Regions from separate parts of the Homo sapiens genome. Here all the other regions are linked to region 4. A link is a loop called in an ENCODE intact Hi-C map of the cell type or tissue named here. Cell type or tissue: Calu3. All regions are shown on one strand. Each heading gives the region's core, and the rest is flanking DNA. Links, peaks and the distances in the headings are about the cores only.

Region 1 (6,596 bases), core at 701-5,700, 120 kb after region 4:
AGTTCTTAATATTAATGGAGTCAAATTCATCAACTCATTTTTTTTTCTTTTTTTGCTTGTTAAATCCTTTCCTACTTGATAGTCATAAAGATATTTTCCTACTTTGCCATCTAAACTTTTTGAAATTTGACTTTTACATTGAATTGTTTAATTCATTTAGAACAGATTTTTGTATGAGATGCAATACTGCATCTGTCATATATTGTTTCTCCATAAGCATTGTCTATTTCTGGGCTCTCTCTTCACTTCTACTGGTCTATTTGTGTATTTCTGCACTAAAGAAGCCATGATATCTGCTAGGGTAAGTTGTTACACTTCATTTTTTATGTCTTGACTCATTACCACTTCTACCCAAATCTTTAAATCACTCTCAAATTTCAAGGAAAATTCAGTTTAGGTTTCTGGAAGAAATTTCATTGACCCTATATATTAATTTGGGGATAATTGGCATATTTAAAATATTACATTGTGTATCTCTCAATTTAGATCTTTTAAAATATATTTCAAAATGTAAAAATTTCTCCATGAAATGATTGATCATCTCTTGTTAAATTAATCCCTAATTATCTATGTTTGGTTCTACAAATGACATTTTCTGTTTGTTAACTTTTGTGTATTGATCTTATATCATCACTTAGTCACTTAGCTAAGCTCTTTTATACATTTGAGTAATCTGTCTGTAGCCTTCTTTGGTTTTTCTATGTAAACAATAATATCTTCTACGAATAATGAGAATTTTGTTTATTCTTTTCTTATTCTTTCTTTTTTTATGTGGTTTCTGCCATCCTTAGTTCAATGTTGAATATGCATGGTAATAGTGGGCATCCTTCTTTTGTTCCTTCCTTTAAAGAAAATGATTTTACCACCTCTCCAATGAATATGATATCTCCTTTGAGAATTTTGTATTTACTCTTTTGCCAGTTATGAGAATTTCCTTCTATTCCACGTTCACTGAGAGTTTCTAATGTGAATGAATATTGACTTTCATCTGCAAAAAGAGATGATTTTATAAGTTGTCATTATTTTGTTAATTTATGTTAATAGTTTTGATGCTAATTAGCCTTTTATTTTTTGGATAAAGTCAATTTAGTAATTTGTGTGTGTGTTTAATGCATTGCTACATTTAGATTGCTAATATTTTGTATTGGATTTTGGAATCAAGATAACAATCATGGCCTCATTAAACAACTTAAAGAGGAACGTGTCTTTTTTTTTTTTATTTTCTGGAAGAGTTTATGTTAAATTGGAATATTTGCTCATTAAATATATTTAGCAGAATTTATTATAAAACTGTGGACTTCAGTTTTATGTGAAAAGATAGTTTAACTTCAATGTTTAACTAATTTCAATGATTCAGGACTGCACAGGTTTTCTAATTCTTTCATAAGTCAATTTTTGCAAAATATAACTTTCTAGAAATGTGCCCATTTTATCCAAGTTGTCATTATAATTAAAAGTTGTCTATAACATTCTGCTATCATTCTAGTCCTTCTGAAGTTGTTTTCTTGTGATTTGCCGATATTGTATCTATCCCTTTTTTCTTAATTTGTCAGAGACATCTAGATTTTAACTGCTTCAAAGAACAGAGGTAGTTTCATTAATTTTCCATATTCTTATGTTTTGTTAATTTTTGCTTTTATTTTTGTTATCTTCTTTTTCTGCTTTCTGGATTTATTTTTTCAATATTATTCTAAATCATTGATGATTACTTTATTAATTTTCATCCCTTCTGAAAGTCTATAAACTTCTCTCTGCACTATTTTATCTGTATTCCATGTTTTGATATATAGAATTTTTCATAATTGTTTAGTTCTAACGTTTTCTAATATCCATTTGAATGCTATTTTGATGTATTATTTAGAAGTTTGTTTTTAAATTTCTAAATATATGAGCTTTTTCATAATGTTTTCATCACTGGTTTTAAACTTTATTGTGATTAGAGAACGTGGCCCACATATTATGAAATATTTCTTTCATATTGGTTAACACTAGTTTTATAGTTTATTATGTGGCTCTTATATACTTATATGGTCAGTGTCACATGTGCTTAATTCTGTTGTCTCTAATTGTTTCATGCTTTATTCTACGTACAGCAATTAGTTCAAGTATGTTGTGGTCTTAACATTTTTTATGTATTACTGTTTTTTTGTGAGAAGATACGTTTTTGATTTTGTCTATTTAACTTCTGAATTGCCAAGCACTGTGTCTCAAAAGCACACACGATGATTCAGGAATCTCTGCTAATATTTACTATATACAATTTTGAATTGTGAAATTTGGTAGATGGTAATTTAGAGAGTTACTCTGTCATTATGTAGTCATCCTCTAACTCGAATTATGCTTTTTTACTTGAAGGTCTATTTTATCTGATAATAATATAGCCACAATATATTTTTTTACCCTTTTATTTAAAAATGTTTTGTGTCTTTAAGATTGCTGATGTATTTTGATTAATTCCTACCATCTTATTTTGTACTTTCCTTTCCAGCTTAATACAGTTTATAATTAATCTGTGTCTATTTGCACTTCCTACAAGGACTTTAGCATGCTTTAACTCTGAGCATGACCTTTCTGACTTAGTCTTGTTTTTGTTTCTCCAATTTCTCTGCGGTGAGCACGCCCTAAAGTGACCTCCTATGAGTCACGCCCTTGCACAATTTTCTCTGCTTAAGTGCGGACAGAACCTGTGCCCTGCTTCTAACCAATGAAATACGGCAAAGACAATGGGACATCACTCCCTTAAGTTATTTTATATGATAGAAGTGATAGGATGCCACTTTAATAATTACTTATCATATACATCCTGGAGAGAAATCCTTTTGGTGGCTTGAAGAAAATAGCTGTCATACTGTGAGAAGGTCTATGGGATGGGGTGGCCTGCCTGCAGCTGACAGCTAGCAAAAAGTCTGGGCCCTCAGTGTAGAGCTTAAAGGAAATTAATTCTGCTAACAACCTGAATGAGCTTGGAAGTGGATTCTTCCTCAGTGGCCATCCAGGTGAGAACACAGGCTGTGAGACCAGATCAGGGAACCCAATTAAACTGTGCCCAGACTCATGACACATGGAAACTTAAGGTCAATAAATTTGTATTGTTTTAAGCCACTAAATTTGTGGTACTTTGTTACACAGCAATAAAAAATTAATATACTCTAAAATTAGACATTATTATTGAGTATTATATTTAACATTTGTTTAGATTTACTCACATTTACCACTTTATTTTCGCTCACCCTTTCTTCTTGAACTCAGTTTTTCTGAAAGCATTTTCCTTATTTCTGAAATATATATTTTAGAAGCTCCTGTAGGGAAAAGATGTTTGTGAGGACTCTCTTGATCTTTTTTAATCTAAAAATGACATACAATTTTACAATTCTAGATATGTAGCTATAAGCATTTTTTCATGGATTTAATATGATCTCACAGTTTACTGGTTTCCATTGTTGTTGTTTAGAATTCAGCTATCACTGTAAATATTTCTTTGGAGGCAATGTTTTTCTCTCTGGATTTTTAAAAGTTCTTTTTCACTGGTGTTCTACAGTTCAGTGAAGACTGGGATTTGTTTTGCTTTCTAAATCTGAAGATTCATGTCATCTGGAATTCTGGAATTGCTCAGACATTTTCCCTCTGAAATTATCTCTCTTTCATTTCTCTGATATTTCTTTGTGGAATTCTGATTTGGATATATGTTGTATCTTACAAATATTTTTTATGTCTCTCTACTGCTTTTATACTCCCTCTGTTTCTCTGTGTTCTGTTAGAGCCAACTACTTCAGCTTTATAGTCTAGGTTTGTCATTCTATCTTCAGTCATGTCTAATAGGCTAAGCAGTATACCTATTGAATTTTTAATTTTAAGTACTGTAATTTTCATTTCTGAATGTCCTATTTTTAGTTTTTATTAGAACTGCCTAGTCATCTTTATAGTCACTTCTTCCTCATTCATGTATGTGACTTTCTTTTCCAACTTTATTCTTTTTCTTTAACTTTAAATACCAGTTTTGTAGTATAAATGTAACTAGTTCATTATCTAGGGCTGATTCTCTTGTTTATTGTTTCTACTGAAATTGACTCCTATTTCTTCTTTCATTTTGTAATTTTAGATTCTGGGATAATGTTGGGACTTTATAAATGGAAGTTCTTTGAGGTTGACAGTTGATTCATCTAGAGAAAATTATTTGCTTCTGTCAGGCAGTTAAGGAAGCTTCAAATCTAGGGTGGCAGGAGTCTTTTTCAGACAATGCAGTCGGTGAGATAGGGAATCCTGTATTAGTCAGAATTGTACAGAGATTAATAGGATGGATGGGTGGATGGATGGATAGATATATAAGAGAGATTTATTAGGAGAATTGGCTTACACAATTATGAAATCTGAGAAGGTCATCTGCAAGACGGAGAACCGGAAAAGCTGATGGTATGACTCTCAGCACAAGGTCAAAAGCCTGAGAACCCAGGAACTGCTGGTGCAAGTGCCTGAGTCCAATGGCTGGAGAACCTGGAGTTCTAATGTCCAAGAGCAGGAGAAGAAGGGTATCTCAGCTTGAAGGAGGAGAACAAATTTGCTTTTCCTTTGCATTTTCATTCTATTCTAGTCCTCAGCTGATGGGATGGTGCCCATCCACACTGAAGGCAGATTTTCCTTACTCAGTCCACTGATTCAAATGCCGATTTCTTCCAGAAAACCCTCACAGATGCACCCAGAAATAATGCTTTACCAGCTATCTAAGTATCCCTCAATCCAGTCAAATTAACACACAAAATTAACCATCACAGACCCTAACCTAGGGCCATTTGAGGACTAGCTCCGACTTATAAATTCTCACAAGATGCTCAAAAAATTCACCAGTTTTATTTGTTTCTTCATTCAGGGCAGGTTGTTTTTAATTTTTATTTTTTTCCTAATTTGCAGTTTCACTGAAGATGTAATTCATTATGGGTTCCAGAATTTGAATCTAACTCTCCCATTGTGCCGACCTGAGTTGATCTGTGTCACAACTGAAGCCCCAGGCCCCTGGAATTCATAGATGATTTCACTGCTTACAATTCTCTGAATTGGTCCTTCCCAGAACATTTAGCCTCTGATAACTCCAATGGTTTCCCTTACTCTTTCCAACACAGGCATGCATTTAAATGTGTTTTTCATTTTGTATCTACTACTTTTAGGTGCTTTGTAGCAGGATAGATTTTCAGGATATTTACTCTGCCAATACTGTTGGAAAAGGAAGTCTCTGTCTACTCTTCACCTTCCTGTAACCCCGTTTTGCCCCTAGCATTTTACAGATTCTATTCCTGCTAAGGTCACCAGTGACATCATAATTCCTAAATAAATACTCATCAGACCTTTTCTCACTCGGTAGCTTTCGAAACCTTCGTCCACTCTTTCCATGAATCACCCTTCTCCCTTGTATTATCTCATAATATTACACAGGCATGCATACACACACACACGTGCGCGCACACACACACCACACAAACCTTGGCATTTGCCGTTATGAGCTCTTAGGATATTATTTTCACACTGCCCTTCTTTCTAAAAAGGTCTACTAAGAAACATTAAAACAAAGAAATTTTCCTAATCCTCTATCCAATGAGATCCTGAACATACATCTTAATACCGCTGTCGCTTATTGCAAGAACCATTTGTCTCTCAAGTCTGCTCTGCCATTAATCTATTTTTTCATTAAAATTTATTTTTATTTTTTATTTTTAGATATGGGGTCCCACTGTGTTGCCCAGGCTTGCCTCAAACTCCTGGACTCAAGCAATCCTTCTGCCTTGGCCTCCCAAAGTGCTGTGACTATAGGTGTGAGCCACTTCACCCAGCCTTCCCTTTTTATCTTGAATAATATTCCTTGCCTTAAATTCTATTTTGTTTCATATTGGTTGCATGTTATACATTTTCCATTCTTTTACTTTTCTATATTCTTCTATATAAGGAAAATCTCTTGAAAGTAGCATATTTTTTTTTTTTCCAATCTGGCGATCTTTAGCTTTTAATTAGAGTACTTACTTTGCTGACATTTCATGTAATTACAAATATATTTGGGTTTAAATCTATCATCTTACTACCTTTTTTTAAATTATACTTTAAGTTCTGGGGTACATGTGCAGAATGTGCAGGTTACATAGGTATACATAGGTATACACGTGCCATGGTGATTTGCTGCACCCATCTACCCTAATACCTATGTCATCTACATTAGGTATTTCTCTAATGCTATCCCTCCCCTAGCCCCCAGCCCCCGACAGGCCCCGGTGTGTGATGTTCCCCTCCCTGTGTCCATGTATTCTCATTGTTCAGCTCCCACTTATAAGTGAGAACATGCGGTGTTTAGTTTTCTGTTCTTGTTTTAGTTTGCTGAGAACGATGGTTTCCAGCTTCATCCGTGTCCTTGCAAAGGACATGAATCCAGCAGCACACCAAAAAGCGTATCCACCACAATCAAGTCAGCTTCATCCCTGGGATGCAAGGCTGGCTCAACATATGCACATCAATAAACGTAATCCATCACATAAACAGAACCAATGACAAAAGCCACATGATTATCCCAATAGATGCAGAAAAGGCCTTCAATAAAATTCAACACCCCTTCATGGTAA
Region 2 (6,596 bases), core at 1,013-6,012, 290 kb after region 4:
AAGAAGGTATTTTAATTAAAAAAATAGAAAGACACAGAATAATAAATTAAGCAGTTCAAGTTCATCAAAATTTAAAACTCATGATAGTAAAACATAACAAAATTTTTTAAACCAGTAGAAGAAAATTTTACAACATATATAATAGACAAAGGATTAGTAGCCAGAATACACGTGACCTTCCAGAGAGAAATAAAAATACACATACAATGAGATAAAAAAAAGCAAAGAAAATAAAACAGCCATTTACAAAAGAGTAAATATAATTGACCAATAAACGTATTCAAAGATGTCCAGCATCACTTGTTTTCAACTGTTTAAATTAGAAAAAAATAAAAGACTTAACAAAATCGAGTTTATTCTAAAGTATTGGAAAATGGGTACTCTCATAATCAACTGACGCGAACTAAAATGGTACAACCATTTTGAAATTAATTTTGTAGAATATTTATTAAAATACAAATATTCATAACTTATGGCCCAGAATTTCTAATTTGCATTATTTTTGCTTAGAGCTACTTGCTTAGGTGCAAAAAGAGGCATGTACAAGCTTGTTCATTGCACCGTCTTATTTCTAACAGCCAAGAACTGGAAGAGAATTAAATGTCTATGTATAGAGAGATTGCTAGATGATGCAATATAGGATATAATGCAGCAGTTAAAAGAAAGAAGGCACTGTTAAGGAAAAACAATTAGATTTCTGGTCTCACGGTAAGTGTATTATTATACCATTTATATAAAAGAGGAACACAAAACAACACTATATATTTTCATTGTTAACTATTGATTGTTACAAATTCATAGAACAAAAAGTGTAGAAGTATCCACATTAACCTGGTAGCAATTATTGGCTCTGTGAAGGGGGATTGGAATTTAGGATTATTGTCAAAGGTACGGTGGCCTTGTTTGTAATATTTAAATTTTAAATAAGAAGGATGTATAAAAATAGATAAATTATAGGTAGGTAGTGAGGAAAATGAGCATTATGGGGAAAAGTTGGTCAATCTCTTTTACAATTTCCACAAAGGAAATGACAAATATGAAAAAGATAACATGTTGTTAGAAGTAAAACAGCGCCTGATTTGACCGCTATAGAAAAGAACTTGTTTTACCAGTTCAGCTGAATCCCACAAAATGAAGTTTTAATTTATTACATATTTTAGTAAAACGAAATGTTTCTAAAATATTTCAAAGGATAAATTATTTTCACTTAGAAATAGTTAAATGAAACAAGCACAATGTAGATTGTAAATCTAAATGTTTAAACCATGCTATTTCTACATTATTCCCTGAGTCAAACTATTCTGACATTCTGCTTTGTAATTTATTATTTATTTATTTATGAGACGGTGTCTCTTGCTCTGTCACCTAGGCTGGAGTGCAATGGCATGATCTCAGCTCACTGTAACCTCCGCCTCCCAGGTTCAGGCAATTCTCCTGACTCAGCCTACCGAGTAGCTGGGATTACAGGTGCCCGCCACCACGCCCGGCTAATTTTTGCTTTTTTTATTTTTATTTTTTCACTAGAAATGGGGTTTTGCCATGTTGGCCAGGCTGGTCTCAAACTCCTAACCTTAGGTGATCCTCCTGCCTCAGCCTCCCAAAGTGCTGGGATTACAGGTGTGAGCCACCATGCCTGACCTCTTCTGCGTAGTTTAAATGCATAATGTTAACCCATGGTTCATATTGTTTCAAGTGTATTAGTATCCAAATAAGTTCTAGGAATTTCTCTACTTGAAAATAGTCAAAGTTGGCCATGCGGGATTCAAAAGCCGTATTAACCAAGGTCACTGGAATGGTCCTAAGAAAACAATGTTTCTGAAAAATAAACACATAGACCAACCTTGTGTGCCTTTTTTTAACTACGTGCTCATGTGTGTGTGTGTGTGCGTGTGCGTGTGTGTGTGTGTGTGTGTGTGTGTGTGTGTGTGTGTTTTAGCTGTGGTTAATAATTTTTTGCAAGTCTTATTTTGGTCTCCCTACCTCCTAAGAAGATAGAAATAAAGAGAAATAGGAAAATAAAAAGTGACTCTGACTGATACCTTAAATTTTATTAAAAGTAACGCCAGTAAATATTTTTTAAAAGATCGTTAATGCTGCTGGGTTTAGTGAGAAGAGCAATTTGACAATACAGGTCAAGAAACTTAACAAATCTACAAATGATTGATCATACTGGATCTGTATCTTAGGATTTTAATCTAAAAAACCAATAGTGACTAGAAAAAGATAAATATTCTAGGATGTTCATTATAGTATCATTTATAACATTGAAAGCCAACTGAAAGTTCGGCAATAGGGTACTTTTTATTAAACAAACTATGATATATCTGGATGATAGATTATTAGTCATTCAATAAGGTGTTTTTGGGGATTAATTTATGACATGGAGAGATGCTTATGTTTAATGAAAAAGATACAGAATTGTTATTTACAATAATGAATGCACACCCACACTAATAGATAAATATATAGAATATATATGTACATATATATGCATATATATACTTGGATTATATATTATATACTATATATAATTTTGAAGATATATATATACACACACATACATACATACTTGGAAGAAATAATTTCCAAGTGATTCCTGAGATAAAATCAATGTACTTTAATTTCCCCTAGCCTATGTTCATCATTCAGTCTAATCAGTTCTTTGACACTAGGAGCTGCAAAAGGGAAAAGTCTCATTATTGTGTAAAATGAAAAAATGAGAGAACAGTTAAGAGTGGTCTAATCATCTCTACCTCTAATTTCCCATCCCCGGTTCCCAGCAGAAGATTCTTCAAATCAGCGTATTCTTATTTGAGTGGCTATGGATAGACTCCTCTTGTTAAAAGACTTGGCGTCTGCTGGTACTTTGTTTTCAATGTCTTTGCTTGTTCTTAGGGTTGAAGTGACGAACATGTTGTGTGTTCTGAGCCCCTGAAGCACAAGTCTCACACTGTCTAGTGGAGGGTGGTTCTAAGGTCTGTAAGTTCAGTACTGCCTCAAAAAGCAGGTTATAACCTATAGGCTTCTAAGTCTGAGAGTTGGAGAGAGAGAAGGTAGAGGAAATATGATGTTGATCGTTATGAAAAACTGGGTCTCAAATGATATGAATGAATAATATTCCCTGCCATGGCCTTGTTATGGACTGGGGCCCAGCTGGGACCCTGTCAGGGCCAAAAGCATCACCACCCATCACGGGAGCCTCTGCCCATCAGAACAAGGCTCATTCCTTGAGGGTCTCTTTCTCTTAAAGCTATTACTTCCAAAGTGAGGCAGGACCTTATCTCTTATTGACACAACTACTCAGAGAGATAAGATTTAGCAATATTTGAAATCAAAACACTTCTCTGGCAATACTGTTCTGACCACAACATTTTTTGCTGATGAATTGTAACTTTTAAGCCAAAGCATGCCTGTTACTATCTGAACTCTGAGTATCAGTATGACCTCTGCTGCCACTTGTCTTTTTTCTAAACTGAATCTGCTGCCTGCTTTATTTAACCTCATTTCACAAAGGTGAGATAACCGCAAACAGGACTTTGGAAACAAACCTGCTTCAGGAATAGACCAACATATTAATAACATTCACTTTTAGGTTTTGGGATTGTGGGTGACCTTTATTTTATTTTTAATTTCTGTTATTTATTCAAAAATTTTTAATATGAGTAGCACTTTTATGCCAAAAGGAAAAAAAGGGACATACAACCACGTGAATCTTGGACAATGTTGACCTTTGTCTAAGCTATTTTAACTACATTTGAACCAAACGAAGAATTTTACTGATAGGAACAAAAATATACGTAGAGTGAGCATGAAAATGAAAAAAGAAAACCCAATACTGTTGGTAATTCATCTCTCTATGGTTGATATTTCTTTATTTTTTCATAATACAGTGTCACCAAATTCTGTGAAATGGCCTCAAGGGTCACCATCATAAGACCTCTGTCTCTGCCTCGTCTTTTCCACTCCCTCTTGCTGCTTTCCAAATTAGCCCTATGTAAAGTCACCCTTCTGCTTCCCAGTCTAGCAGCTCATATCACTCTGTGCATTCCTTCCACAGCATCCATCATAAAGGATGTGATTACTCACTTATTTTATTTCTCCTTATACCAGGAGGTATAAGCCCCATGTGGAGTACTTTTAAAAGGTGTGCTTTTTCTATAGCACCACCTCTCATATGAGATAGATATTTATAGACTCAATGATTAAATAAATTCTATATCCATGTTTATAACTTTGCTAGTTTTATTTCACAACCAGACATCAGCATAGTGCTCAGTGTGTTGCCCAGTTATTGAGATGATTAATTCATATTCCAATAATATCAAATAAATAGCATAATTTATGTTTATTCCACATGTGAACTAAAAACATGTTTTTTGAAAATGGATAAAAAATACATTTGGATTATTTTGTTTTCACATAATTTTACATTTCTGCATCCTATGATATTTTAGACTCCAGCTGGAATGGAACTGAAAGTACTGAAATACTATGAGAAAAACTATTCCTGTATAATTTCCAATCTGATTTTGCAAACTAAGTATGTTTGGAAAGGTTGTAGAGAATATGAAAGGGATTTTAGATGTGAATGCCATAAATATCTTAGAACTAGTCTCAAAAATTGATCTCAAAAAGCTACTAAATACTTCTTCCTTTCCCATTATACAAAATATATTGCATATGCTCTACTCTTTAAAAAAATATTCAAAGTAGTAATAAAAGCAAACCATTACATATAGTGCAGAGTACTGGCGATTGAAGTAATTTTTTGCCCCCTCTTTAGAGTGATTATTGGCTTGTCCTGGGTCGTACAGCTAGGCAGAACCAGAATTTGAACACAATCTGGTTTCAGAAGATTTTTCCTAACTCCCTTTGCTATAATGCTTCTTTAAATTACCTGTAATGGGTGAGAAGTATTAGACGGGCTAAGCCCATTCTCATTTATACACAGGCATCTAGGAGTGAGGAGACAATGGAGTTGGATTCACAAAAAGGCTTGGGATAAAATTCTTAACTCTGTCTCTGAAACTGCTACTAATGTAACTTGTTTCTTCAACTCTAAAATGGAGATACAAGTCCTTAATTATTGTGTTTTTGTGAGAATTAAGTAATGAAATGGTTCAAGTCTGTTGCATAATTCTGAAAACCTTAAAGAACTGCATGAGTACTCATGTTGTCAAGTGTGGTAGCCTACACAGACCTCTTTATTCCCTCAGTGAATAATGGAGCTCATGAAATCATTTAGAGAGATCTTGGATTTCAAGTCTTTGGTACTGCTGATCTCATATAAGAAAGAGAGATTCTCCTCATTTCTTTTACACTCAAATATTCAATTCAACAAATTTATCAAGTGCACTCAAGAAGTATAGAAAGTAGCAGGAGGAAAAGGCATGATCACTGTTCTCAAAAGTCTTGGACAAGAAAGGAGATGGGATACATCACACCAAAATCAAAGCAGATTATGACATTTGTGCTATGAAGGGAAAAAAAAATTGTGGGCTGGGCGCAGTGGCTCATGCTGTAATCACAGAACTTTGGGAGGCCAAGGTGGGCGGATCACTTGAGGCGGGAGTTCGAGACCAACCTAATCAACATGGCAAAACCCTGTTTCAACTAAAATTACAAAAATTAGCCGGGTCTGAGAGCACATGCCTGTAATCCCAGCTACTCAGGAGTCTGAGGCACAAGAATCGCTTGAACTGGGAGGCGGATGTCGCAGTGAGCCGAGATTGTGCCTCTGCACTCCCCACTGGGCAAGAGAGCAAGACATTATCTCAAAAAAAAAAAAAAATTGTGAGTTCAGAAGAAGGAGCCCTTTTGGGTTGGGGAGATTAGGAAAGAAGACTTGATGTATGAATATTAGGAGAAAAAAGGAGCAACAAATATGAAGAAATTAGATTCTGTCTGATTCATTTCAAACTTTCATTGAACATCCACTTTTTCCAATACACTATGCTAATTGGGGTATGAAGGAGAGGAAAGGAGGGAGAGGAAAACTCAGAGGTTAGAGTTTTGGGGAGATGACCTAAGTTAGTTCTCCATCCACATCAGCACAATGCCGAACACATGTAAACTAATAACTTATATTCCACAGTGAGTACTAAAAAAGCAAGTGGGTATAATGTCCTGTAGGAATTTCAATGAAAAAGTATTTGATTCTGCCTATGGGAGACAGAGATTCAGGAATACAACAGACAGGATGATGGTTGAGCAGAATCTCAAAGCTTCAGTAGATGGTTTCTAAGTAGATGAGAAAAGGGAAAGGTGGTTCACAAAAGGAAACAACAGAACCGTGGATTTGGGATGTTCTCTTGTCTTCTTTTTAGAGAGTCACAAAGTTGGAAACATTGTGGGGTGGCAGGATAACTCAGCTCTCTTATTTTTCTTTAAAAAATATAGATGGTCCCTTTGTTTCAAAAAAATAAAAAAAAATGTTTGGCTTGGCACCAGTATCTTCTACTCAACCACTTATGTCATGAGCAACTGAATTGACTCAGCTTCACATGTCAATCTCTGTTTTCCCCTGGTGAGTGTCCCAGAAAGTTGGGATGCAGGGGACAGTGATGCATTTAAGCAAAAGAAGAGCAGGTTCAAAG
Region 3 (6,596 bases), core at 756-5,755, 600 kb after region 4:
GTAAGTCGGCATTTTACACAACATAAAAATAAACAGTAAAGGAAGCCAAGCTGTCAAATATGTCTTTGTCCTATACCTGTCTTTGTTCCATACCTGTGAAGATAAGCTGTTAATTTACCTTGTCAGGCTGAGGAAGGCCACCTGGGAAGATATGTGATCTTCTATCTTGCAGGTTCAGGAACAAAAGGAAAGGCAGTTTTTTTGGAGACTCAGTTTCTAAGCTTAACTTTTCCTTTTGGCATAGTGAGTATGGCATCCCAATATTTTATTTTATTTTCACACCTTTAAGAATATTCATGATTCATGGGAGAAGGTCAAAATATCAGCATTAACAAGAGTGTGAAAGAAGTTGATTCTAACTTTGATGGATGACCTTTGAGGGGTTCAAGACTTCAGTGGAGGAAGTCATAGTATACTACAATATAGTGTATACAATATGCACTGGGAAGCCAAAACATTCATGTGACTGACTTTTTATATTTCCTTATTGCACTGGTCTGGACCTGAAGCTTCAGTATCTCCAAGGTATGCCCATACATCATTTATAAAAGAAGTTCTGGAACTTGTAGAGTCAGACAACAAAATACAAACACTAGACGTTGGCAACCCTGTTCAAGAATGGCAAACTGTGGTCAATAGAACCAGTGAACTGCTTCCTTTTCTGAACTATTTAGCACCTACTTCCTCTTTTGACTCTTCAGCTCCTTCAGTGTTCCACTTAACATGTTTAACTCTCTTTTTGTGGGTATCTGAATGCCCACCAATAGATCTGAAGGTTCTAGGGGGCAAAGAAAGTGTCTTCTTATTCTTCCATCAGTCTTTGCAGAGTAAAAGGAAATGGTATCTGTTTGGTGCTAGCGGTATCCCTTAAAATGTTGATAGAGAAAAGTATATTTTACTTGCCAAGATATCTTTAAGATGAAAAGGAAAATGTTTGATGTTCAACAGATGTCTAGTGACTGAACTTATTACTTATATCAAATCAATTTGAGAGATTTGAAAAACTAAGGGGAAAAAAAATAAAGATGGAGGTATGGACATTGTACCAAGTCCTTGGTAAACATAATCTGATTGGATCATGATAGAAGTACCATATGCATGGTGTCATCTCTCATTCGAAGTACGTAAGACAGAAAGGGAATGCCTTTATATGTATACGAATTGGACTGCAAGGATAAGCAACAAAATAAAATTTAAGTAACAGGATTTCAAAAATTGATGTAGTCCTTTATAAAATTGATTTAACCACAAAATACCATAATTACCATCAATACAGAGTGATAATCACTAATGTGTTGATTGCTAAGATTTCCTGTGTGTATGATTTTGGCAAAGTCTCAAAACACAATTTTTTCACATTTTAAAAATTCATTCCTAGGCTGGGTGCAGTGGCTCACACCTGTAATCCCAGCACTTTGGGAGGCTGAGGTGGGTGGATCATTTGAGGTCAGGAGTTTGAGACTAGCCTGGCCAATATGGTGAAACCCCACCTCTACTAAAAATACAAAAATCAGCTGGGCATGGTGGCAGGCACCTGTAGTCCCAGGTACTTGGGAGGCTGAGGCAGGAGAATCGCTTGAACCCAGGAGGCGGAGGTTGCAGTGAGCTGAGATCACGCCACCTCACTCCAGCCTGGGCAACAGGGCAAGAGTCCTGTCTCAAAAAAAAAAAGAAAAAAGAAAAAATTCATTCCTTTGACAAATATTGACAGAGGACTTTTTGCCAAGAACTATGATTCACGTCAGGAATGTACACATAAGGTAGGCAGGTACAATCCCTGCTTACTTTTTAGAGAGGAAAAATGATGATGGTGATAATGACAATGATTTCTCAATTATTTACTAATGCAACAGATATTCATTGAGTGCATAATATCTGCCTCTACTGGACCCTTGAAATATAGGGTCTTTCATGGAGCTTAAATTATAGTGGGAAAGAGATATCATCAATAAAAACAGATAAATATATACAAAAAATTTTAAATACTGTGGAGATAGATTAAGCAGGGCAATGGGACAGGGAATGGAATACTAGGGGGCCTGGCCTGAGTTTATGAAGCATAGTCAGGGAAGCCCTCCCTAAAGGAAGGAAAAGAGAAGAAGGTGCAATTAGCAAGGGAGGAATGTTCTACCACCCAGATGCAGTGTTGATTAAAATAGCACTAATAATAGTTAATATGCATTGATATTTTATTATGTACTAGGACAGGTTCTACACACTTTGCTTGTTTTCGTGTGTTAATTCTTTATGACAAACAACCCTATCAGGTAAATAGTAAGCTCACTTTCTAGATGAGAAAACTGAGTTTTAGAGAAGTCACATTATTTTCAGAGTCCCTAATTCATAATATTTAGAGTCACAATTTGAATGCAAGCAGATAAAATTCCTTTTAAAAATAAGTAAACAACAACAAAGGACAAACTTTAATGACTGGATAAATACTATGAATAAAACAAATAAAGGTCCAGAAATAACGAGGGAACCACTTAAGATAAGGTCAACGGGAAAGACTTCTATGAGAAGAACACACTTCACCTGAAAACTGGAGGATAAAGAGGATGGTTCAGAGACAGACCTGGGCAAGGCAAACCAGGGAAGAGTGAGGAGCGTGTGTCTACATCCTGCAGCCAGAAGAAGCCAGGCAGGTTGCAGGAGCTTCAAGAAATCAGGACCCTGGAGCCCAGAGAATGGAGAGAAGCATTCTGAGAGATGAAGGCAGAGAAATGAGCAAGAGGCATGTTATGTCAGCCTAATCGAGTCTGGATTTCATCATAAACCATTGGGAAGCCATTTTTTAAGGACATTATCTGGTTTTCCTTTTAAAGAATATCACTTTTGCTTCTGTGTGGTAAAGGAACTAGATTTTCCTGGACAGTTGATAGAAAATGTGTTATTGGGGCATTTTTATGACTCACTGTTTAACTAACAACATAAAGACAGACAAGGTACAGTAAACAGCCCTCAAGGTATGTACAGGTCATACATGATATATAAATCTTGGTGTCCAATGTTTACTTATAAATAAAGCAAAGTTTTTTAAAAAAACTTCCCTGCTGTGCTCATTTCATTTTGTTAAATAGACCCCTCATGCAAAAGGTGTATTTGGCCTGTGTTCCCTAGGATTTCTGGATCCTTGCTGTCATAAATTTACTGAGTGAGGAAGAGAATATGTTCCTTTTCCCTTGTGACCTTCATTCTATAATGTTATCATTTATCTAACAATAGAAGGTCATTAGAATGCTAGTTACGGTTTGCTTGGACTTGACATATCCAAATGCCTTTTAGCCACACATTAGATGTACGATTCTCTGTGAGAAGAGGTTGTTGACAGAAGACTTTTCTGGATCTGTGCAAACAAACTCCACCTCTGTCTGTTTTTGCAGGAATGTTCAATGTTTTATAGCACACTGTGGTTTCGCATTTAGGATCAAATTTGGAATGGAACCGCTTTCTGTTCAGTAAAGCAGAACTAAAATGTTACAACTGTGAAGATTCATATCCTTTGGAAGAGAGCTGCCCTGTCATGAGCACCACCAAGTGGCCTGTACAGCTCCTACAGTCTCCCAAGATGTTACTTGATTGAAAGGTTCTAATCCAAAAACTTGACCAGCTGTTTTATACAGAGTACCTGTTTTTAAGCATACCTTTCAATGACTCAGAGAATCCATTTGTTAGACTTCCACAAAATTTAACCAAAAAATAAGAATTGCTGCTGCCATCTGAAATCCCAAATGTGGGGCCTAAAAAATGCTGTTGGATGCACTACACTATATTATCACACGTGTATACATTGATATAAGGGAACTAAAAATAAGCCAAAAACTTGAGGGCATCTCTGCCTCCATGGATGCAAGCTGGCCCCATTTCACACAGCTGTAGAAATAAATTGCTCTCTGTTCCTGAGATGCAACCCAACTTTACTGAGCAGCTGTAACCTAGGAACAGGAAGGAGATGAATTGCCACTATTCTTACTTTCACATTAAAACATTTCTCATCTCCTATGTGTACAAACACGAGGCTGAAAGATTTTTCACATTGACAACTTGCCTGATTTTTTTTTTTAACTATACAAAAACTAGGTTAGGTACAACACTAGAAAATGTGACCTCTGCCTTTGAGAAGATGAGACTCAAAGGACAATGCTACCACGTCATCATTCCCTTCTCTGGTTACAAATGCAAAATGTGTGCTGTGGGGAAGAGGAGAGGGCTGCTGGATGGCCTTTGGTGAGAAGAGTAAGCTGAAAGTGATACTTCAAAGAACGTCTTCCAGAGCCTCCATCCCTAGCCCTGTCCATCCAAGTCATGGCTCACTCCCATTCTGACAAACAAAAAACAAATTATAATTGGTCAAGATCTGTTCAATATTTTAGGAATTTTAACTTACTTTAGGGTCAAAGAATGTTGACTGGAAATCATTTCTGTAAGTAATAAACAAAGGATTACGATTTCATGAAGCAATTAGTAACAAATGCCATTAGAGTAGAAGAAGCCTGTCATAACGCACTTGAAAGGTATTTAAGAGTCAGAAGTATCACTATTGTTTTTAAAAATACACTTGACAAGCCTTAAAATTTTTTACAAAAGAAAAATATACATACGTAGTCAGTTTAAACAGATTTCTAAATAGACAGTGATTAAAAGTTGCATAAAAATATATATACATAGTCAGTTTAAACAGATTTCTGAATAGGCGGTGATTAAAAGTTGCATAAGCCCTCAGGTAAAGAACTGGAGACCTGACAGGTGCCCAATTTGCCTGAGGACACAGAGCAAGGAAGCAGTAAAGTCCTGTGATGCCACCTTTGCATTCATGTGGTATTCTGCAGTTTACAAAATGCTTTCAGGTCCTTTTGTCCCCTTCATTTGAACCTTACAAAAATGCTGTAATGTAGAGTGCACATCATCCCTTTAAAGTTAGAGACTGTGATTATGCTCTCAGAAAGAGTAAAGATTTGGTAGTGGCTGAGTGGCTGAGGGCTAGAACCAGGCCAGGGTTACCTCATTCTGCAATAATTTGCATTGACTTTATAGTTTTCAACACACTATAGTGTTTCATTTATTTCTCCCATATGGGTAAAGCAAACATCTTTCCTAATTAACAAGTAAAGAAATTGGCCATACAGAGAGAAAGCAATTGGCCCAAGGTGCAGAATAGTTGGAGCTAGGAGTAGAACCATATCTCCTGAATCCTCACTTGCTTTCTTCCTACTATTCTCTACTGCCACCTTCGAGATCCTAAGTCATCTATTGCAAGACTCAAAGCTGAAGTCAGACTTTAAAGCTAGACTTTAGGCCAGGCACGGTGGCTCATGCCTGTAATGCCAGCACTTTGGGAGGCCAAGGCAGGCAGATCACCTGAGGCCAGGAGTTCAAGGCCAGCTTGGCCAACAGGGTGAAACCCCGTCTCTACTAAAAATACAAAAAATTAACGAGGTGTGGTGGCAGGGGCCTGTAATCCCAGCTACCAGGGGGCTGAGGCAGGATAGTCGCCTGAATCTGGGAGGCGGAGGTTGCAATGAGCCGAGATCACGCCATTACACTCCAGCCTGGGCAACGAGAGCAAAATTCCTTCTCAAAAAATAAATAAATAAATAAATAAATACAAAAAATCAGCCAGGCATGGTGGCGTGTGACTGTAGTTCCAGCTACTCGGGAAGCTGAGGCAGGAGAATCACTTGAACCCAGGAGGCAGAGGTTGCAGTGAGCCAAGATCACACCACTGCACTCCAGCCTGGGTGACAGAGTGAGACTTTGTCAAAAAAAAAAAAAAAAAAAAAAAAAAAGGCAGACTTTAAAGAAAAAATGTCTATAAGATTAGTTGGAAAGCAATAAAGAAGGGAGAGGTGGGGATTTCTAAAACTGTATCCATGAACTTAGACAACTGCCACACATCGTGTTAGTCACAAATATTGAACTAAGAAAAAATATGTTGCCCTATAAAATGGCAATGTATCAGAAGATTTTATATCTAGTAGCAAAATGACTTAAGAGAGATAAAAATTCCAGAACTACTTCTTCACAACTGCTGAATGGTCAGTTCTGAAGGTGAGATTTGCACTTTCATATAAGGCAAAGTGTGATGGGTAATCTCGGGCAGCCCTGGACGTGGAAAGAACCTTCAGTGTGAAGCAAACTGCTGAGATCCATGATCACAAAGCTCTTGTAGAAACACATGTCAGAAAACCTGGTTCCAGCTCGATTCTGCTACCTGGGAGTTAATCAATTACTCTCTACATCATATTGTAAAATGATATAAATGATCATAACAGTTACTTCCTTTACGCCAAACAAACCGCTTGCTTACATTCTGTCCAACATTCTTCACACAACCCCATAATGTAAGTATTATACTCATTCCCATTTGACTAACCCAATACCTAGAGAAGTTGTTATACTCAGAGGCATTGTGGTCTGATTCTAAAGGTAATTCCTTTAACCTGCCTTACTGGAAAGTAATTTGTTTTCCTTGGTAAAGTAATAAACTAGTATTCTGGTTTTACATATTTGTCTTTCATGAGTTCTGTTTGTGAATCAGTCCCCTCAAACCCAGCTTCAAGGATAATGCCAAATTTCTGACATTGCAGAGCTGAAGA
Region 4 (6,596 bases), core at 564-5,563:
ATTACATTCAGTTCCAGACAATCTTGTCATTATATGGTTGACTCCAGTGGCTTTGAGTATAAAGTGTATTTATGAAAACCCAATGGAGTTTTGTAACTAGCAAAGCCCCAAATATGCTCCTAACTATAACATGTGGTGTTCAGTCTGCAGGTGGATGTTCTGAAGGCTTTTTTGTACACCTTGGACTGTTTGTGTTTTACCATGTGCTGCTGTTCCTCTGGCTCAGGATGGATTCCTGTGATCAATAATCAGTAAATTAGTGGCAGTATCTGTGATGACATTTATGTTCAGCTCTTTGAAATGTTTATTTTTACTTCTTAATGTTTTTAAGTGCACTTAAAAGGTGTCTAAACATTGTTCCCTCCAGAAGCCAAAAAATAACAATTTTTACATAGTTGCATCAAAACTCATTAAAAAGTACGGGTGGAGCTCATGCATTTCTAGGCAGCCTAACACTTAAAAAGAAAAGATGAAAGAGTAACAACAAAATAAATCTAAAGCCTCTTCTCCAAAGACATCAAGAACTACAGATATAAAATTAGGTCTTCCGGGAATAAAGCCCTCATCTCTGCATTTGGAGGCTCTGTCCCCTCTTCAGCCTAAATTCATTTTCCTTTATTGCCCTCGCCAATATGAAGCCTGCCAGTAGACAAGGTCCACCCATATTTGTTTGAAAGACCTCACCATGAAATAAAAGATAACAGCAGAGGGGACTCATAATTTATATCCTAGAAAATCAACCCAGTCCACTATTCTTCTTCATAAGAAGACAGCCAAAGATAACAAAAAACATAAATAAAACCAGCAGCACAAAATAACTAAAACAAGAACATTTACTTTAGAAGAAACAGATAATTCAGAAAAAGGAGAATGTTAAAAGAACCTAGTTATGCAATTAGCTTGAAAATTTGAGAGGATATTGCATCGAAAAATAAGACTAGAAAAGTACAAAAGAACAATGGAGAACAAAATAAGATATTTTGTCTTGAAGATGCAATTGCAAAAATTCAGACAGTTACGAAGATGAAACTAAGAAAATCAGAACAAGAGAAAAAAGACAAAAGAAAAAAATTTTAAAAAGATAAACATAGAGGTTCAATCCCAGAAGCTTGACATTGACCTAATATTCTGGGAAATAAGAGAGGGAATTGGAGTGGGAGGAAGTTAGCAATGGAAATATACAAGAAAAGTTTTTAATACTAAAGCACCAGAATTCTTTAGGCCCATTGGGTTCCCAGGATGCTGAAAAAATTTATATCTGAAATTTCAGAACACAAGAAATTTTTTTAAAACTTTATAATTAGGATGTAGTGAACACAACCATATTTATGATTCATAATGTTAAAATGAACCAGATTGACATCAGACATCTCACCAACAATACAAGATCTGAGAAGCAATGAAACAATGCATTTGAAGCTCTGAGAAAAATTCTAGGCTTAGTCACTTGGCAATCAAGTGTGATGGTAAAATATAGCTATTTTCAGACTTTCAGAAACTTTCTCTTATGTACTTCTGTAAGGAGGTTACCTGAAGATTTGCTCCAGTAAAACAAAGGTAAAAACCAAGAAAAAAAATGGGGGAAATATACAGAAAAATAACCCAGTTCTATTGAAAACAAATCCCAGCGCACACATCAATTATATACGAGATCTGGAAAGCTAAGCCCAAATTACCGTAAGGCATAATCAAGATGAGACCCGCAAGGTGGTATCAGAGTTAGTGTCTAAGGTTTCAGGGAAAGGAGAGAAAGAACTAATGACAAGGACAAGAAATGAGACTGCAAAGTTACAGGAAGTAAAGTTCGTTCTGATTGTATGTGATTTTTCTAGGAGTAGTGAAGACTGAATATTAGAACTGAACACTTTTGATAGTTAAGAGACAGTATTAACTAGAAATTACTATCTGAAAGCATGTGACAGCAAAAATACAAAATTAAGAATGGCTTAAAAACAGTTTGTTCTATTCTAAAAAGAACTTCAATAGTCAGAATTTTAATAAAGAATTTCCATTAATTCACAAAGTCCCAGGTTCCATCCAGCTATTTTCCTCTGCTGCCCAAGGGTATGATCCTTGTCAGTATTGTCTGCATTCTACCCAGCAAGAAAAGTGGAGGCAAAGCACACAGCGCTTGCTTTGTGGAGATTTGCTCACCCCATTTCTGTGTACATCTCATTGACTAACAGTCACATGACTGTACCTAAATGAAATTGGGTGTCACTGTGTACCTGTGGAGGTTTGGGCAGGGGGCTGTCTATTTGTGAAGATAATGAAACTGATAATTGAAGACATAAAGGGCCTTTTCCACAGACCCCAAGCAAAAGTTCTTTTGGTGGTAGTTTGTAAAATAGGTCTTAATGGCACATTTTATTCCCTGTTGAATTTCCGTTAAAACTTCCATTGTATTTGTGAAGACACAGGATGCAAAGATTTTTAGAAAACAAATAGAATGGCTAAATCAGGGCATTAGGGTTTTTGCAGAGATCCATGAATTGATAAGGATCTCCAATATTGTTATGAAATAAAATAATATTTACGTATTTATTACTATTCATATCGGTACACTTCTGATTCATAAAATACAATTTCACATAACTGAATTTATTGTAGCTTATTGCATTTTTCATCAATGTCTACTTGTGTAAATAGAATTGTTGGGTATCATGGCTGTGGGGGGCATATTGTCATTTGAGGGTGATCTATGAAAATTTCTGATTTTAGAAAAAGTGACCTCATACTAAAAAACATTGGGAACTACTGTTATCAGATGTTTTGGTAAAGATTTGTGTGTTATTTTTTCTTGGCTTCGTTTCATAAGCTCTGCCTTGTCTTTTTGCCTGAATTATTTCTCTTCTCATGTTGCAATATTTTATTGTTGTAGGGAACCTTATATTGTTTTTGAAACAGGTTGGGTATAAGCATAAAATCTGATAATAGCTTCACGTTCTCTGCAGCCAGGTACTGGCTACTGGGGTGGATAACATTTTAGTATCTAGGAATTGCAAAAGAACTCTCATCTAGGTGTATAAGGATTTCCAAGTTGTTGGGGCAGTGGCCTTTGGATGTATAATTGTCCTTTGAACCCATATTTAATTTCGCCCTTTTCTTGTTTGAAATGGCTTGAAATGTGCATCAATTTTCAACTGGCTTCTAGTTTCCTGGAAATCCTGGTTTCCTGTTAAACCCTTCAGAGTTTCTTCTCACACTCAGTGTGCCCCAGACTTGCAGTGCCTTTAGCTTGTCACCGCCTTACTCATCATCTCTTTTGAATGCTTGGTTTCTTTCCCTCCTTCAGTTTTTCACTTTTGTTCCCTGGATATTTAACATTTTTGTTATATGTGGTCAGTTCTTTAAATCATAAGTGGTACTATTGGCTTGTTTCCCTTTTTTCTTCTACGATGGGGAGGAGATACTAAGTATTTTCCCCTGGAGATCTTTAGTTTTCTTTTACATTTATCTGTAGCCTTCTCTGGGGCTATTAAATGTAGACTTCCTCTCAGTTATCTTGAGTTTCTATGGATTAGCTTGTCAAAATAGTCAAACATAACTGACAAATATACAATCTTCATCTTGGCTTGGGTCAACCCCCTGCTCTTTTATGAGCCGTACTGAGACCTTTGAAGTACTAGTTCCTCTCTCCACTGACGGCTGCTGGCAAAGATGCAGGCAGCCTGAGGTTGATGGCGACATGGGCAGGTATCATTGCAAATAGCTGCGGCATTGTAAACAATGCAGAGTATCTTGCCAACGACTACTCATTGACCTTGTTTGGCTCTGGGAGCAATGAGGTAAGGCTGTTGAAATAAGTTTGAGATTATGAAACACTAGACTACCATCAAAAACATAAAAATAGGATAATCTTTTTCAGCAGAGTATGTAAGAAATTTTCATAAAAAGAAATAATTATCACTCTGTACAGACTGGGGATTTTCTTTTGGTTTGAAGAATTTGACATTTGCTGTGATTTACCAAAATAAGTGTTGATGGACCTAAGCTGAATGTAACCTGAACTGTGAATAGAGCCAGAACTGTGCGGAACTTCCAGTCATCTCCATAGAAATACAGAATGCATAGAAAATACAAGGGTAAGAAGAGGAATCATGTGGAAGAAGAGTAAACATCTGGTATTCAATGTTTATAACTCCCTTTATATAGGTTATGCAGATCTCTTTAGGTTAAGCAATTACCCAAGTGCTAATCAATAGTACAGAAGTCCAAAGAAAGCCAGCTGGAGTTCTGATCAGGAAGTCCATATTCCACAGGAGGCTAACAGAAGTGCTTCTGTTTTTTGTGTTTCAATTAGCAATCCGTATGGAAATTAGCAGATTGAGCAGAAATTTGCTTGTATTGGTGAAGTGGGTGACTTATAAATTAGGATAATTTCACTGCTTGGCAAAATTTTAAGTTTTCAGGAGAAATGATTTCTTTAAAAACATGTTAGAGACATTCTGCATATTTATATGCCAATGGAATAAGAAACCAGTGAGGCCTTACCATACCCTTAAAATAGTGCCCAAGGCTTGATCCCTAAATGGTCCTGTGGCCACCCATTGATTTATGAATTTTTCAAGTTGTCTGGAGCTAACTATCAGGGTACTAGGCCCTGCTTCTGGAAGGCTGTCATAATTGGTTTCAGTTATTTTTTTATGTTGGTGGGGCGGCTGATCACTTAAAAGGACAATGCTGGCATTTCAGTGAAACTACAGTACAGGTTGTTTTTTGCCTGCTTGTTAATGAATGTTTATATAACTGTAAGTGTGGGAGAATTTTGTACGAGACTTGCTTTCGTTACAACTTGGCAGCTCAGTTTTACTGAATGGTTAACTTCCAAATCAACCTGAGAAAACATAAGAACAAAGAATGTATTATTGGCTAGGCCTATCATTTAAAATGTTAACTATTTTAAAGAACTAAAAGTATGCCATTTTCTTTAAATTTTACTATATCTTTGATTATTAAAGGTGAACATTATTTGTGTTAGCCATATGTATTTTTATTTTTCTGAATGTTCAGTTCATGCTCTTAGTTGAATTATCTTGTATATATTTTATCCAGCTTGTTTTTACTATTTAGGTTTCTGAGGTTTTACGATGGGCAGAAATAAAAAATTTTAGATCTTTAAATCTAGTAATCTGTTCCTTTGTTTTTGAGCTTATTATGCTTTTCTTTTTCTTCTGTGAGTGACAAATTTGCTTATTTAATTTTATTTTTTATGTTATAATATTTGGTGTTTTTTTACATTTTACTATCATTATTTTGGAATTGTTCGGAACTGTTTCTCAAACAAATCTCCTTCTCATTCATTTGGAAGGCCTCATTTATTACTTTCTTGATTCTTACGTATTTGACAGTACCGTGCTCTTCACCTCGTTAGAGCTTCATAACATGTTAATATTTCGTAGTGCTAAACTCTCTTCTCCCATTACTCTTCCTTTTCAAAATGCTCTTAACTCTTCATCATTTATTCTTTCACATTAAATCTAGAAATATTTCAAAAGAAGCCCCCTTGACATTTTGGTGTAATTGCTTCACAATTATAAATTTGAAAAGATCTAACATTTAATAATAGTCGATTTCCTCATCCATGAACAGGGAAAATTTCACCATTTGTTCATGTTGTTTAAATGAATAACTCAGAAAGGACGTTCATGGTTCTTGCTCATTTGTTTAAAAAGACTATTTCTATATATTTGTCGTCCTTGTCTACTATTTTTGTTCTATCTTATATTTTAACCAGCTATTGCTGACATGCCAAAGAGTGATTGCTCTTTTGATTTTATCTGGTGTCTATCTGATTTACTGAAATTTCTTATGTAGTCTAATAACTTTTCAATTGATTATCTTGAATTTTCTAGGTAGACTAGCAAAATTCTTTTTCCTTTATATTTTGATAATAGTTGAAAATCCTAGAAAAATTCAAAATACTGGGATTATGAGCATCCTTTGTCTATTCCAGATTTTAATGTATGGGCTGCCTAACAGTTCCTCTCTTAAGCAAGCAAATAGCTGTTTTAGGTAGATTAATGTTTTTGCATATAAATAACATCCTTTTTCATCCTGATGCTAACAAAAATTTTAAATCAGAAATGGGGCTGACTTTTATCAAAATGATTTTTAGCAGCTGTTGAGCTAATCAAATGTTCTGTGTGTTTGTTTTGGGTCTCTTGATATATTACATAGAGTTCCGATTATTAAACTCCATTTATCCAAGGAGATGTTTCCAAAGCTAAAACTCAATGAACCCAGCATACCTTAACACTTTATTAAATCTCTCATATAGATATCATAATATATATATAACAAAAGGAAATTTTACTGACATGTTTCTTTGTTTTTCTTAAAACAGCTCCTCAATCATATCAGATATCTAGAAAACAAAGTTGAATTTTTTTTTTTTTTAATATTAAGGCTGAACTTTCCCCACCCTTCATTTGTTTATTTGTTGCCTTAGGCTTGGAAATGGGTATTTTGCTTGGGAAGATTTTTCTCTTTTCAATTATATTTGGAAATTTTACTGTTTCACAAAATGGCTTGCCAATGTTTTTCTTTCACATAGCTTATTCCTTCTCATACCGGTTTCAGGAAATTATCTGTGG
Region 5 (6,596 bases), core at 597-5,596, 80 kb after region 4:
TGGAAAACGGCAAAAAGCAGGGGTTACAATTCTAATTTCAGACAAAACAGATTTCAAACTAACAAAGATAAAGACAAAGTATATAATGGTAAAGGGTTCAATTCTACTAAGAGACATAGTTGTCCTAAATATATATGCACCAAACAGGAGCACCCAGATTCATAAAGCAAGTTCTTAGAGACCTACTATACAAAGAGACATAAAGTCTCCCACTATTATTCTGTGGGAGTCTAACATTCCACTGACAATATTAGATCATCAAGGCATAAAATTAATAGATATTTAGAACCTAAACTCAACATTGTACCAATGGATCTGATAGACCTTTAAAGAACTCTCCACTGGAAAGTAACAGAATATACACTCTCTCATCACCACATGACACATACTCTAAAATTGGCCACATAATTAAACATAAAACAATCCTCGGCAAATGTAAAAAGAATCAAAATCATACCAAACACTCTCTCGGACAACAGTACAATAAAAATAGAAGTCAAGACTATGAAAATCGCTCAAAACCATGCAATTACATGAAAATTAAACAATATGCTTCTGAATGACTTTTGGGTAAATAATGAAATTAAGGCAGAAATCAAGAAGTTCTTTGAATATCATGAAAATAAAGATACAACATACCAGAATCTCTGGGACACAGCTAAGAAAGTGTGGAGAGGGAAATTCATAGCACTAAATGCCCACATCAAGAAGTTAGAAAGATCTCAAACTAACAACCTAAATTAAATGGAAAGAATTAAAGAAGCAAGGATAAGTCAACCCCAAAGCTAGCAGAAGACAAGAAATAACAAAAATCAGAGCTGAACTGAAGGAAATTCAGAGACAAACCATTTAAAAAATCAACAAATCTAGGAGTTGTTTTTTAAAAAAAAATTAAAGTAGATAGGCCACTAAATAGACTAATAAAAAAATTAAGACAATTAGAAATGATGAAAGAGATATCACTGACCCCACAGAAATGAAAACAACCATCAGAAACTACTATAGAGACCTCTCCACACACAAACTAGAAAACCTAGAAGAGATGGACAGATTCCTGGACATATACACCCTCCCAAGACTGAGCCAGGAAGAAATTGGTTTCCTGAACAGACCAATAATGAGCTCCAAAATTGAATCAATAATAAATAGCCTACCAACCAACCAAAAAAAAAAAAAAAAAAACAAAAAACAAAAGCCCAGAGCCTGATGGATTCACAGCCAAATTCTACCAGATGTACAAAGAAGAGTTCATACCATTCCTACAGAAACTATTCCAAAAAAACTGGGTCGGTTGCAGGGCGAGGACTCCTCCCCCACTCATTCTATGAAGCCAGCATTATCTTGATACCAAAACTTGGCAGAGACACAACAAAAAAAAACATCAGGCCAATATCCTTGCTGAACATTGATGCAAACATTCTCAACAAAATACGTGCAAGCCGAATCCAGCAGCATACCTAAAAGCTAATCCACAACAGTCAAGTAGGCTTCATCTCTGGGATGCAAAGTTGGTTTAACATATGCAAATCAATAAATGTAATTCATCACATAAACAGAACTAAAGATGAAAAACACATGATTACCTCAATAAATGCAGAAACGGCTTTCAATAAAATTCAGTCTCAGCACTCTGGGAGGCCAAGGTAGGCAGATCGCCTAAGGTCAGGAGTTCAAGACCAGCCTGGCCACCATGGTGAAACCTTATCTCTACTAAGAATACAAAAATTAACTGGGCATGGTGGTTGCACCTGTAATCCAAGCTACTAGGGAGGCTGAGGCAGGAGAATTTCTTGAACCTGGGAGGTGGAGGTTGCAGTGAGCCAAGATTGCACCACTGCACTCCAGCCTGGGCAACAATGCAAGACTCCATCTCAAAAAAAAAAGAAAAAGAAAAAGAAAAACAAAAACGAAAAAAAAAAAGTTAAGAAAAAGAAAATAATGATCTTGTGGTTCATATTCTGATATTCTGGCACTCTTTCAGAGTGTAACAAGACCTTCTAATTAGACTTCATATAAACTCTCTACTTTTAAATATCTTCTTTTCTTTTTTTCTTTTTTTAACAAAGATTGGCAGAGTAGAGACATATCTTTAAGGGAGAATCTTCCTACTTAACTAATCATCTGTCCATCTGTCCATCCTATGCCTGTCTTCTTTCTCCTTTTTTTCCCTCAATATGACCACATATTGAACACCTACAACATGCAAAGCATTGTGCTAGGTTGATTCCTATTCCTATTTCCAAAAAGTCTTAGCTGCCCTCTTGGAATCAGCAAACAGCTACATATATAGGATTCTTGGAGTATCCTTTTTCCATTGCTTATAGAAACACACATATGCTTTGCTCCTTGGACTGCTAACCCCACTAAGGAAACACTGTCCCAGAGGGATAGTTCCTTTCCATATAGAAACAGTGATGCAGCACTGAGTAGGCACTCAGTAGTTACTGAATAAATTCATCAATAGCTGTGACAGCTTTCCCCTCTCCATGCCAAACTCCTAAGTAAGCTTTGAAAATCCTTCAAATTTACTTCTATTCCTTTCCATTCTACCATTTTTGAAATGGAAATACGTGAAGGAAAATGGATCCTGAATAATTTCAGCCCAAATTCCTGGAGGAAAATAGTAAGAAAAGGGAAATTGCTACTTATTTGGAGCTGCCCACAAGTTAAATTTTTATGATAAGATAAATTCTCATTATTTCAGCATTACCTCCTTCCTAGTAAAATTTATCATTGGTAGCTACCCTCATTTGCATTATTTAATATGCCCTGCTAGGATAATGTTATTTTTATTTTTTTTCACATGTCAAAACAGAGGCTTTGAAAAATTAAATAACTGGCCACCCAAAGAAGTCACTGGGTCAAAGATGGGGCTAGCATGGGGGTTTGAACAACCTGTTTAAGAAGGGACAGGTGCTGAATTAGTGGAATGTAAGAGTTGGCACTGAGCAATAGGCAAGCCCAAAAGAAAGAAGGCTGACTCACCAGGAAATGGAATTAGCACAAAAGGTCAACTTTCTCTCACAGATAAAGGAAAACTCACAAGTCATATCCCCGACAGGACAAAAACAAAGCCTAGACACTTCAGCAAAAACATAGCATGCCCAGAATATGACTTTTCTAGGAAAACTTTTGAATAACACTTACATATGGGAAAAATGTTTTAAAAACTGGGTACATATTGGGATAGAAAGAATATTCAGGTACGCATTAAGGATATTTCTAGATCTCTTGTCTCCTCTGGGTACAACTAGGTGTACAGAGAAAAATATTTTAGGAGTTTTCATTTCAAAATAAACAGAACAGGAAAATAAAGAATTCATTAAAAGAGTATAAAATTAATTTTAGTTGCAAAATAGTATGACTACCATTTAAACTAAGAAACAGCTCTTCTAGCGCTGCTACTACGGGTTCAATTCATTACAACTGATAAGATGTGGAGGACATGAAAGGGAGAGAAGGGTTGGACAGGAAAACCTTCAGGAAGATGGGGGAAAGCCACTAATAGTCATTGGTTCTAGCAGTCCATTAAAACATTTTCCAGCCTGCTTATTGAAGCTGTGGAAAAACTGGGGACTCATATTTCTCACTCTAGGATGTGGAAAGTTTAAATTACAAGAAGATGGAAAGGGAGGAAATGGCAAAAGGAAGGAACACCATGAGTTAGTTACAGCTAATCTCAATATATGGATATTTCTTAATTTAAGAAATGCAGGGAAAATCAAACAAAACGATGGGGATTATAACCAAACTGCCATGAATTTATGTACCAAAAAAGCTGAAAAAACAGGGCTTTCTTAAAGCTTATACAAATGAAGAGAAACATTAGACTGTGTACTTCATTATTATAATAAATACCCATTGAGCAGGCTGTCTACATAATGCATGTACATATAAGAGGGCAATAAAAAATCAACTGGGCAACTTTTTATTGTCCTCATATATACATAATGGGGCAAGTATAAGTCAATGGACCATTCTGAACATGCCCATATCTAATGAATTGGCAGCTATCACTTAGATATTAGAATTGCTACTATTCATTAAATGCTTCCCATGCTGTGGGCATATTTTAAGGAAATTTACATGTTATTTCATTGAATTCCTCTAGCAGCTCTGAAGTATTGTTACCCTCAGATAGATAGTAGATGAGAAAACTGAGGCTGAAAGAGAGTAATAACTCATCCAAGGACACATGGGTAGGAAATAGAGAAGCCAAGGCTTAAGCCTAAGGATAATTCTCTCAGAGTTCATGCTCTTTCTACTATGCCACACTCTTTCACCTCCATCTTACTCTGGGGTATGATGAGCTTGATGAGGTAGAGAAAGGCTTCTAATGACATGGAAACTAAAGGCAGTACTCCTCAGGAGAGAGGGCTAAATAAGAGTATTTAAGATGATAGCATGGAAAACAGACTGCATGTTGTAAACACCTAGTGCAACGCTTGGCATATTGTAGGTGTTCAATGTATGGTCATGTTGATGGAAAACAAAGAGGAGAAAGAAGGCAGGCATAGGATGGACAGATGGACAAATAGTTGGTTAAGTAGGAAGATTGTCCTTTTCCTTTGAAGTTTACAGGGATCTGTGTGAAAGCCAAAATTTCAAAGAAACGGAGGGAAGCATACACAGCTGAGGTTGTGCCAGAGCTAGGGTTCTTACAGGAGTGGAAGGACATCATCCCATCAGGACATGAAAGTTGGAGACATGGTCTCTAGGACTCCAAAGAGAAGGCATTTTTATCCCTTTGCTCATGCAAGATAGGCAAAGCATTTAAATATTTGGGATTAGAATATATTATATTCTATATATATATATTTTCTGTATGTGTGTGTATATATAAAATATATACTCTCCCAAACTTTTGAAATCCCAAATATGTTAAAAAAAATACATATATATATATAATATATATATGGCTATATATGTAGGGGAATAGGTATGTATATATATAGATAGGTATAGACACAGGCAATTGCAAGATATATATACCTATATATACACACACACCTTACAATTGCTTGTTTTGTCATTTACTTTTGTTAAACTTAAAGCTGTTTCTGTGTTAACTTGTTTGCAAGGATTAGTGTAAGAGAAGAAAGTGATTTTTTGGTTCCTTGTCTTTTCTCATGCCTACTGTAGGTCATGGTAGGCTTTTTTTTGTCAACATTACAATCTGAATTTTTAGCATCATATTGTAATAAGCTTTCCCTTGTTTTCCTGATACACTGAAAAAATTTAAGAGCATTCATGATGCTGTTGAATGTTTCTTTGAAGAAACAGATAACAGGGGCTGGGCGCAGTGGCTCATGCCTGTAATCCCAGCACTTTGGGAGGCTGAGGTGGGTGGATCACGAGGTCAGGAGATTGAGACCATCCTGGCTAACAAGGTGAAACTCTGTCTCTACTAAAAATACAAAAAACTTAGCCGGGCATGGTGGCGGGTGCCTGTAGTCCCAGCTACTTGGGAGGCTGAGGCAGGAGAATGGCATGAGCCCAGTAGGTGAAGCTTGCAGTGAGCAGAGATCAAGCCACTGCACTCCAGCCTGGGTGACGGAGCAAGACTCCATCTCCAAAAAAAAAAAAAAAAAAAAAAATTAAAATTAGAGAAAACCTGAAGTGTTTGGAGGTTTTGATCAGATGTATTCTCAAGTGGAGGGCTTCTATGAAATAGCATAGCTCTAGGAAGGGGCAGTTAAGCATGAAACCCTAGGTAGCATTAAATAGAAGGCAAAATAAAAGTTGCATGTTTTAAACCACATTTCTTAAAATATCTTAACATGTCTGAACCATGCCTAAGCCTATTTTATCAAAGTTACCACTAAAAAATTAGCTAAGTGTCTTCAATTTACATTTCAAACATTTCTAGAGTAAAACTCTTTTTGGTCACTTTCCTTGATGTATTGGTAGTAAATTATATTTTTTACAATATACATGTATTTCATGAGTTCTTATTAATATAAAAAGTAAGGCATCATTTTCACCCTTTCAGAAAAAAAAAAAAACAAAACACAAAAAACACAAAACCAAAGAGGAAATGTCACCATCCAAAGACAACAATCTTGATATTTCCTATAGGGCTTTGTGTGTGTCTTGGAATGGAGAAGGATGATAAGCTTCTATAGGATTCTCAGGCAGCCAAGATCAAGACATGTGCTCTTCTTGCTCTCTGGGACTCACTGCCTCTAAGAGAACTGTGGTCTAGGAAATCCACTGTGATGGCTGTATTATCTTAAGTCTGTAGTTCCAAAAAGACAATAGAAATTCTACCCACCCTACAAAGTAATAATCCCATCTCTAGAAAATCAGGCACAATGAAGTAATTCTTTAAATTACAGATAGTATATAAAATGACTTCAATTTTCCAAACAGTCTGCATGATTTTGCATATTCATAGCTCATAGATGACTCCATAGTGACCTGGCAGCAACCTCTCTCCTAATTGGGGCCTGATTCCCAGGTTCCAGGTCTCATTTTCATTCTAGAGAAGATTCCCGCACAAGATTGTTTTATACTTAAATCTAAGGAGACTCACAGGTTTTTGGTTTGCATTTCCTTTTCTAGACAGAGGCTACTGATTATATCCTGTACTAGAA

What was found. Hi-C counts contacts between places; a loop is a spot of excess contacts. Peaks named below come from ENCODE experiments on the same cell type or tissue, not always from the same donor. Only the 100,000 strongest peaks of a DNase experiment are listed, where the experiment ranks them.
Region 1: a loop joins it to region 4, with 4 times the contacts of the local background. A loop is called at or near these places in 6 of 110 quality-filtered maps.
Region 2: a loop joins it to region 4, with 2.2 times the contacts of the local background. A loop is called at or near these places in 3 of 110 quality-filtered maps.
Region 3: a loop joins it to region 4, with 2.4 times the contacts of the local background. A loop is called at or near these places in 4 of 110 quality-filtered maps.
Region 5: it touches region 4 in a loop (3-fold over the local background); 4 of 110 quality-filtered maps call a loop at or near these places.

What each region holds. Positions count from the first base shown.
Region 1 is chr7:17,404,739-17,411,334 of GRCh38, reverse strand. All of the region lies in intron 1 of LINC02888 (long intergenic non-protein coding RNA 2888), which reads right to left. Among named protein-coding and RNA genes, the nearest start is that of LINC02888, 33 kb to the right of the region's middle. RefSeq lists an enhancer at 4,721-5,920. In Calu3, for the core only: no CTCF peak of the experiment used is centred there; DNase peaks (open chromatin) are centred at 2,634 and 5,394.
Region 2 is chr7:17,236,686-17,243,281 of GRCh38, reverse strand. All of the region lies in intron 6 of LOC101927609 (a long non-coding RNA gene), which reads left to right. Among named protein-coding and RNA genes, the nearest start is that of AHR, 59 kb to the left of the region's middle. In Calu3, for the core only: no CTCF peak of the experiment used is centred there; a DNase peak (open chromatin) is centred at 3,445.
Region 3 is chr7:16,923,406-16,930,001 of GRCh38, reverse strand. No RefSeq gene overlaps it. Among named protein-coding and RNA genes, the nearest start is that of AGR3, 45 kb to the right of the region's middle. RefSeq lists an enhancer at 549-598. In Calu3, for the core only: a CTCF peak has its summit at 3,546 (motif pointing left); DNase peaks (open chromatin) are centred at 1,661 and 3,521.
Region 4 is chr7:17,521,625-17,528,220 of GRCh38, reverse strand. All of the region lies in intron 1 of LINC02889 (long intergenic non-protein coding RNA 2889), which reads left to right. Among named protein-coding and RNA genes, the nearest start is that of LINC02889, 34 kb to the left of the region's middle. In Calu3, for the core only: no CTCF peak of the experiment used is centred there; a DNase peak (open chromatin) is centred at 3,680.
Region 5 is chr7:17,441,271-17,447,866 of GRCh38, reverse strand. The region is part of intron 1 of LINC02888 (long intergenic non-protein coding RNA 2888); the gene reads right to left. All of the region lies in intron 4 of LOC105375172 (a long non-coding RNA gene), which reads left to right. Among named protein-coding and RNA genes, the nearest start is that of LINC02888, 70 kb to the right of the region's middle. In Calu3, for the core only: no CTCF peak of the experiment used is centred there; a DNase peak (open chromatin) is centred at 2,976.